2 separate regions of the Homo sapiens genome follow, and region 1 is linked to region 2. Evidence: read pairs that join two places in POLR2A ChIA-PET (ENCODE). Cell type or tissue: PC-9. All regions are shown on one strand. Links, peaks and the distances in the headings refer to the core of each region. The heading gives the core; the rest is flanking DNA. Region 1 overlaps RAI14 (retinoic acid induced 14). Region 2 overlaps RAD1 (RAD1 checkpoint DNA exonuclease).

Evidence for each region. Peaks named below come from ENCODE experiments on the same cell type or tissue, not always from the same donor. Only the 100,000 strongest peaks of a DNase experiment are listed, where the experiment ranks them.
Region 1: POLR2A ChIA-PET joins it to region 2 with 6 read pairs; 9 of 35 experiments call an interaction of 5 or more read pairs at or near these places.

What each region holds. Positions count from the first base shown.
Region 1 is chr5:34,671,847-34,676,245 of GRCh38, reverse strand. All of the region lies in intron 1 of RAI14 (retinoic acid induced 14), which reads right to left. Among named protein-coding and RNA genes, the nearest start is that of RAI14, 18 kb to the right of the region's middle. In PC-9, for the core only: no CTCF peak of the experiment used is centred there; a DNase peak (open chromatin) is centred at 1,825; H3K27ac peaks cover 3,546 bases.
Region 2 is chr5:34,902,785-34,907,183 of GRCh38, reverse strand. RAD1 (RAD1 checkpoint DNA exonuclease) reads left to right here. Exons shown (of 6, transcript NM_002853.4): 6 at 1-1,924. It also overlaps a transcript of TTC23L not described here. Among named protein-coding and RNA genes, the nearest start is that of RAD1, 11 kb to the left of the region's middle. In PC-9, for the core only: CTCF peaks have their summits at 1,219 and 1,423; a DNase peak (open chromatin) is centred at 2,305.

The sequences.
Region 1 (4,399 bases), core at 120-4,119, 230 kb after region 2:
ATGGGTAAGCCCCTTCACATCTTCCTCCAAAGTCCATTCCTTAAGTTTCACCTATCTTGAAACCCAAAAGGGCCCATCAAGTTTAAACATAGAGATCCAATCCTCAAACATTATTGGTGAAAATGTAAAATGGTATAGTCATTGTGAAATGCAGTGTGACAATTTCTTACAAAGTTAAATGTACATTTACCACATGACTCAGCAATGCTATTCCCACCTACGAGAGAAATGAAAACATATGTCCACACAAAGACCGAATATTTATAGAAGTAGCATTTGTAATTGTGGAAAAAGTAAAACAGAAATGTTTGTCAACTAGGTAAATAATCTGTGGCAATTCCATATAATGGAATACTACCCAGCAATAAAAAGGAATAGCAAGCTGATCCATGGTGAAGCATGGATGAAGCTCAAACACATTTTGTTAAGTGAAAGTCAGACAGAAAAGACCACACATTATATGATTCCATTCCTTTTTTTTTTTCTTTTTTTTAAGAGACAGAGTCTTTCTCTGTTGCCCAGGCTGGAGTGTAGTGGCACCATCATAGCTCTCTGCAGCCTCAAACTCCTGGGCTCAAGTGATCCTCCCACCTCAGCCTCCTGAGTAGCTGGGACTACAGGTGTGCATCACCACACCCAACTAATTTTTGTATTTCTTGTAGAAACAGAGTCTCTGTGTTGCCCAGGCTGGTCTTGCACTGCTGGCCTCAAACGTTCCTCCGGCCTGTGCCTCCCAAAGTGCTGGGATTACAGGCATGAGCCACCACGCCTGGCCAGGATTCTATTTCTAAGACACATCCAGAAAAGGTAAATTTATAAAGACAAAAAGTAGATTGGTGGTTGTCCAGGGCTGGGAACGCTAACAGGAAGTAATTGCAAATGCCATAAAGGATCTTTCTGGGGTGAGGGAAATGTTCTAAAACTAGATGGTGGTGATGACAGTAAAATTCTGTTAATTTACTAAAAGTTGTTGAATTGTATACTAAAATTAGTGAATTTTACAGAAAGTAAGTTCTAACTCAGTGAAGTTGTTCTTAAAAAGATCCAGTGGCCTGGGCACGGGAGGCTCACGCCTATAATCCCAGCACTTTGGGAGGCAGGGGTGGGTGGATCACAAGGTCAAGAGATGGAGACCATCCTGGCCAACATGGTGAAACCCCATCTCTACTAAAAATACAAAAATTAGCTGGGTGTGGTGGTACATGCCTGTAGTCCCAGCTACTTGGGAAGCTGAGGCAGGAGAATCACTTGAACCCAGGAGGTGGAGGTTGCAGTGAGCTGAGATCACACCACTGGACTCAGGCCTGGTGACAAAGCGAGACTCAGTCTCAAAAAAAAAAAAAAAAAATCCAATGAAGTCTGAGCATGGTGGCTCATGCCTGTAATCCCAGCACTTTGGAAGCCCGAGATGGGCGGATCACCTGAAGTCAGGAGTTCAAGACCAGCCTGGTCAACATGGCGAAACCCCGTCTCCACTAAAAAATACAAAAATTAGCCAGGCATGGTAGCGGATGCCTGTAATCCTAGCTACTACTCGGGAGGCTGAAGCAGGAGAATCGCTTGAATCTGGGAGGCGGAGGTCGCAGTCAGGTGAGATCGCACCACTGTACTCCAGCCTGGGCAACGGAAGGAGATTCTGCCTCAAAAAAAAAAAAAAAACAAAAGATCCGATTCAAAAAGCAAAAGGGAGACCCATATACAAAGGAATTGGTTATGAAAAATATCTTTAGAGTGAGTAAGAGAACAGGTTCTATTCATGGCTATATTTAATCCCTGTTGTTAACCTAGAAAGAATGAATTGCCAGAAGTTGGCTTACTACATATTCATTGGTTCTTTGACTCAGTTTTGAAATAAGGAAACTTGGACTCTCACATTCTGGAATGTTGGAGACGTCATTTACAATGATCGCAGTGGTGTCACTTGGCTTGTGAATCTCTTTCCTTACCCAGGCATCCAGTGTCTTAATACTTTTCAGAATAAGGAATATATAAATATGTTAATGACATAGATTCTGTGAACTCTGATGCCCTAGAAGGGAGTGGAAGGAAAGTCCAGAAATTATTTCTGCTGTCCCAACTATCATATTTGGACATTACTCAAACACTGTGTATTCAAAAAAAGGATTTTTTTTTTGTCTGCAGTCCAACAGAGAGGGGGTGCTGGCTCACATGAAGGTAGGCCTCCCATTTCCTTGAGCAGAACGCTGTGGCCTGGTACTCCAGTAGTGGATCCATAAGTGGTCTGATCAACAGGGCACAGCCTTCCCTCCTACCCTCCCCACCCACTCCAACCAGGTCATTCTGGTAATAGCTACTCCCCTAGAGGTGGAAATGTCTCCTCATCAGGGCTATTCAGAGACTCTGGGGTTTTTAGAGTTGGGGGAGGGGAGGTAGACCTTCCTCTCTGGGTGAGAATTGGGAAACCAGGAGCCTGGTAGCTGCCCAAGACCCAGTTCTAGCTGGTTTGAGAGAGGGGACAGAGGCAGGGGTGGGAATGGGGTTGAGGGGTGCTGATTCCAGGGATCCCTGAGGCCCTGCTATAGCCACACTCTTTTGGCACAGGATGTGGGGTCACATAAGGCAAGGCACGCCCCTTCTAGCCTAAGCTATTTCAAGTTGGGTCTCTGACACTTGCCCTCGGGCACCAAAGTATTTGTCAGTACTCTTAGGTTGCAAGTGACAGAGACCCAACTCAGATGCCACAGTAAAAGAGGTGCCTAGATCTTCAACAGCACAATTGCAGGTTGCATTTCGGTCTGCTCAGCCCATTCCTGAAGTCAGCAGCTAAATTTACTTCACGAAGCTACAGAAGTGAAATATATAATAGGATGACCTACAATGTCCCCTTTGAATCTGCAGGTTAAGGAGGGCATGTTTATCATTCACTTGTTTGGCTATTCACTGCTTGTGGATCTGTCCTGCCCCATTGCCCTCACACAGCCTCACCTCATAAGTCCTCCATTCATTACCCTCCTCTAACATCAGTGCAGTCACTGAAGGAGACCTTGCTGGCAATTCAAGTGTGAGTCTTCTGGGCTATTTCCATTCTGAAAGTAAGTACTGCTCTTTGGGTCTCCTATAGAAACCAGGCCAACAATGAAAACAATCACAATTAACTATAAGTGAATAGCATTAAATGATTTTTAAACCCTCAAGAAATAAAAAGCCACTGTAACAGCTGGGTCTAAGAGGAAATGGTGCTTGGGGTCTGGAAATAGCATTGGACCCTATCTTCTCTGCTCTCCTGGGACTTGACTCCACAGAACTGAGGGAGTACAAAGGAGGGAAACAAGGAAGCTTGTTTCCCTTGAGTACAGGCTAAGGAGGAATAGGAAAAACAAAACCTTCAGGATAGGCAGAAACAATGTGAGAAGGACAGACGGTGGGGAAGTTTCCCTGGGGTATGGGGTGAGAAGGGGTGCTGGGGCTCAGCTGGACCAGTAGACCTCAATGCCTAATGATGAATAGCAGTTAATCCTTGAATAGTGGTGAAGGTATGATATGAAAACACACTGTCACCCTAATTTATTCTAAACAAGACACCTGGAAGAGATACCACCTAACCAAGGCATCACTCCCCAGGGGCCATGCCAGCCTGGATTTGCCACACTACAAATAGAAAAGCCCTTCAGATATTTTTCTGTCACAGAACACTGCAGGCTGTTCTATGCCTGGGCTATGGAGGCAGCTAGATCCTCCTGCCTGATAAAGACAAACTCCTGTTAACTAAATTTGAAACCCTAGACTTTCAATTTTCAACCACTTTCTGTGTGCAGGCATAAAAAGCAAACAGCACTAACATGAAGGATGGGGAATGCTTCCATTAACCAGTAAAGACTGAATATGCTCCCCCCCCACACCCCACACATATCCACAAACCTACATACCTTGCATCTAATGCAAGAGTTTTACACGGTAATAGCATTAAGGCTACTCAAGAACTTACAATTTATGAGAAAAGAAGCCTCTAATTTCTTACTCATGTCATATGCACTGAATCTTAACTAGAAGCCAAGTATACAGGTGATACAGAAATATGGACCATAGGACCCCAGCCTACAAAATCATTCAGTTTTTTTTTAAATAAAAAGTCCACATGGGTTAATGCACTTGCACAAAAGTAGAGATATGGATTTGTAAACCCAAAACTCAAATGTCCATTATCCCATGTGTAATTAGTTTGTGATGAAGCTATTGTAATTATCTACAGAAATGCTTAAAGCTAAGGGCAAAATCCTAGTTAACTGGGTAAGAAGGAGCTTAATCAAATATGCATTTATTGAGGACATTCTAGATGTCAGGTGGAGCGGGGTTACAGGACCTATAATATGTCTTCTTTATAAGAATAATATGTCTTTATAAGAAGACATATTATTTAGACCAGTACTGTCCAATACTA
Region 2 (4,399 bases), core at 230-4,229:
TAGAGAAAATTGGTTTGGAGAGTATTACAGCAAAGTGTGCTGCAAGGAGGCTACTCCAGCACAATGGCAGGCACTGCTTCCCAGGCATATGGACAATTCTGGGAGGTGGCCAGGGTCAGCACCTGATAACTAGTAAGTGTCTCAATCTCAGCATACAAAATTTAGCAGTGACTACAAAAGAAGTTGGAATTTTCTAAAATGTTTGTATTCAAGAAGGAAACAAATGAATTTACTAAATGTTGTCAGAGTATTTTTTGTTTAGATAACCACCAAGAACAGAACAAACCTAAAAGATACTTGGGAAAATATCTAATCAGTCAACATTCTAAGGACTGTTAAATGTGAAATAGCATAGTTATTTTTTGTCTTTTGTTACTAGTGTGAACAAAGAACGGCGCCTAACATATAATGGGCATTTAGTAACTCTGTTAGATGAAAGACTCTCCAATTTCAGATTTTCTTTTAGCATCTTATTAGTCACTACTTAATTCTGATGATTTAGCTCTAAATTTATTTTGATCTCAGTTTTTTTATTTTTATTTTTGGAGACAAGATCTTGCTCTGTTGCCCAGGCTGGAGTACAGTTGTAGGATTACAGTTCACTCCAGCCTCAATCTCCTAGGCTCAAGCAATCCTCCCATCTCAGCTTCCCAAATAGCTACGACTACAGGTGCATGCCTCCATGCCCTGCTAATTTTTGTATTTTTTGTAGAGATGGGGTTTTACTATGTTCCCTAGGCTAATCTTGAACTCCTGAGCTCAAGCAATCCACCCGCCTCGGCCTCCCAAAGGGCTGGGATTACAGGCGTGAGCTATCATGCCTGGCCTAATGTATTTTTTAAAAGTTGAATCTAAAAAGAATTTAAAACAAATATAAATCAGCTCAGTAAGGATGGATATTTTTGTACATTTAAAACTATTATTTTAGGCCGGGAGTGGTGGCTCACACCTGTAATCCCAGCATTTTGGGAAGCCGAGGCAGGGGGATCATCTGAGGTCAGGAAGTTCGAGATCAGCCTGGCCAACATGGTGAAACCCCTACCTCTACTAAAAATACAAAAATTAGCTGGGTGTGGTGGTGGGTGTCTGTAATCCCAGCTACTTGAGAGGCTGAGGCAAGAGAATCACTTGAAACTGGAAGGCGGGGGTTGCAGTGAGCCGAGATTGCACCATTGCACTCCAGCCTGGGTGACAGAGCAAGACTCCGTCTCAAAAACAAAAAAAATTAAAATAAAAATTATTGTTTTAGCTGCATGTCTTCAGCTATTTAGAATTCAAAGACTAATGAATTGTTTCTAAGTCACCCTAACATCAAGGTACTTATTTTATAAAGAATTTCCTCCTTATTTGTGTTCTAATTGACCCAGGAATTTTTACTTTAATAAAAGTTTAACTTTATTTCCTATGGAAAATCACTAGGGGGAGTGCTCCCTCAGGCAGAGCAGGCGACACTTTGGTGCCACTACAAATTGATGTGTAGTATATAGAAGAATACAGTCTTATATTTAAAGACTTTTAGTTCTGTCTTTTTGAAGTTTATCTCTCTTTCTAGTAAAATGGTGCTTACTGTGAATGGATAATCTTTTTTTTCATTTTTCATTTGTTGATTTCCCATTCGATGATGTAGTGCTTCCACCGAGAATTGATGAAATGCTTCAAAATAATAAAAGTATTTGTTAAATTCCACTTTAATAAAAATAAGGCATGTAACACAGTCATTTTAACAGGAAGCCACAGGGTTTCTGTGGTGTTACCAAAGTCCTAGTAAAAATTAATTAAAATTGCTAAAAGGGCAGAATGTGGCACTCTCAACAGTGGGGTAGGCAGTCCTTCAGAACATAGAGACTTCCTTCTTTCCTTCCCTGTCTTCACATTGCTTGTCCCTTATCCCCACCTGAAATAAAATCTATTGGGTCCTGAGAAATCGGAGTGTATAGTATTTTTTCTTTTCCCAATTATGTTTGTAATTTGCTTTCATTCTCTTTGGAATAGGCAGTGCTGCTTTTATACTAGAATCAGGTTACAAGCACCCCAGGAGGAGTCATTAGCTTTAACAGAATTTCCCTCTCAGGAGTGGACAGCTAGTGTTCTAAACAGAAACACCAAAAGCAGCGGTTTCAAGTGCTTTTCGTATCTGTATCTCAGTCACGTCCAGAGATTTCGATAATCAGCAGAGTAAATGTGTGAAATATATTTTTGAAATTCATAGCTTGTTGATCATTATAATAGATACTAGTAGTGGCTCTCACTGGCAAAACTAGAGGTATTCAGGATATGTGAACTTACTAAATTATTTCAGAGTATTTCCTCATACTAAAGTAAAAAGGAAGTAACAATCTAGTAAACCCTGTGGCCTGTACCCTTAGGCATGGTGCCTGACACTTGATTCCAAAATGGTCTTGCTTCCTGCCATTTTGTCCAAGGATTTTGGTTGCCGTGGCTGACTACGTTAGGACAGTACTATTTCTGGAATATTGTCAAGCCTGCCTTAAGTGGACCTTTAATGCAGTGGTGGGTGAACTTACCAAATCAGCAGGTAGTACGTCATTGAACATACAGAACAGGTTACATAAACTTTTTTTTTTTTTTTTGAGATGGAGTCCCACTCTGTTGCCAGGCTGGAGTGCAGTGGTGCGATCTCAGTTCACTGCAACCTCCACCTCCCAGGTTCAAGCGGTTCTCCTGCCTCAGCCTCCCGAGTAGTTGGGACTACAGGTGCATGCCACCACATCGAGCTAATAATTGTATTTTTAGTAGAGATGGGGTTTCACCATGTTGGCCAGGATGGTCTCGATCTTTTGACCTTGTGATCCTCCTGCCTCAGCCTCCCAAAGTGCTGGGATTACAGGTGTGAGCCACCACACCCAGCCGTTTACATAAACTTTTTTGTTTGCTTGCTAAAAAATGTTTATTGAGCTAGGTGTGGTGGCTCTCACCTGTAGTCCCAGCACTTTGGGAGGCCGAGGCAGGAGGACCATTTTAGCCCAGGAGTTTTGAGACTAGTCTGGCCAACATAGCAAGACTCCATCTCTAAAAAAAATTTTTTTTTTTTAATTAGCCAGGTGTGGAGTATGCATGTAGTCCCAGCTACTCCAGAGGCTAAGGCGGGAGGATTGCTTGAGCCCAGGAGTTCAAGGCTGCAGTGAGCTATGGTCATGCCACTGCACTCCAGTCTGGCAGGAGAGTGGGACCCTGTCTCAACAAAAAATAAAATAAAAATAACAATATTTATTGAAATCTGTATGTGAGACAGCTTGATCTGGGCTTGAATTATTTTTTTTTCTAACTTGGTACAGAGATTGTTGGAAAATAGCTAATCCTCATCCACCTCAAAAATGTCAGTGCTTGTTAGCTAATTCAGAAGAATTGTAAGAGCTCTGTATGTTAGCTCAGATCTGTTAGAAATGTCAGGTGTTTGATTGGATTGGGTTATCCAGATTGGTTGAATTTAGAAAGTAGCTTCTGTGGTTTTGCAGTGAGAATGCAACTTTATATTTCTAATGTGGCTTGTTAAGACTTTGGGATTTCACCAAAATAGTAAAATTTTAAAACTTTTGGGCAGAGCACAGAGGATTTTTAGGGCAGTGAAACTAATATGTATGATACTATAATGGTGGATATATGTCATTATAATTTTTCCAAACCCACAGAATGTATACCACCAAGAGTGAACCCTCATGTAAACTATGGACTTGGGTAATAATGCTGTGTCAGTGTGGGTTCATCAGTTGTCACAAATGTACCGCTCTGGTGGGAGATGTTGATAAGGGAGAAGCTAGGCATGTGTGCAGGTAGGGGGTAAATGGGAAATCTCTAGCTTTCCCTTAATTTTTTTTATGAACCTAAAACTGCTCTAAAAATGCCTTTGGGAAAAACTTTGGGGACCAACATAGGTGCCAACTTATTTTACTAGGTATAAGGATGTTAAAATTATATGATTCAGTATCACCACCATTTTATAAAACATTTTAATATCAAAACCTCAGACAATGGCAACCTTACACTGACAATAAAGAAAAACTTTAAACATTAAAAACAATCCAAATGCAGGAACAGGTACACCATAAAATTTTATTTCACAGTGTTATGCTACTGTTTATTGATATAGGTTTGTCAGTTTGGAGATCTTAGGATTGCAAAATAGTAACATTTTATAAATTTTGGTGCCACCCAAAATGGAGTCTGAATGGCCATTTCTTTCTGGTATTTTTTTTTTTTTAATGTCAGTCATTGTTGAAGAGCTATTTTCAACTACGTATGTGAAAATGGAAGCAACTCTTCTGATGCTACTGTAATCAATTCAGAATATTCTGGGGAAGAACAGCAGCCCCATCTCCAGAAAGGGCTAAAATGAACAATGATAGGCCAAGTGACCAGTTAATAAGCACCACAGAGAAGG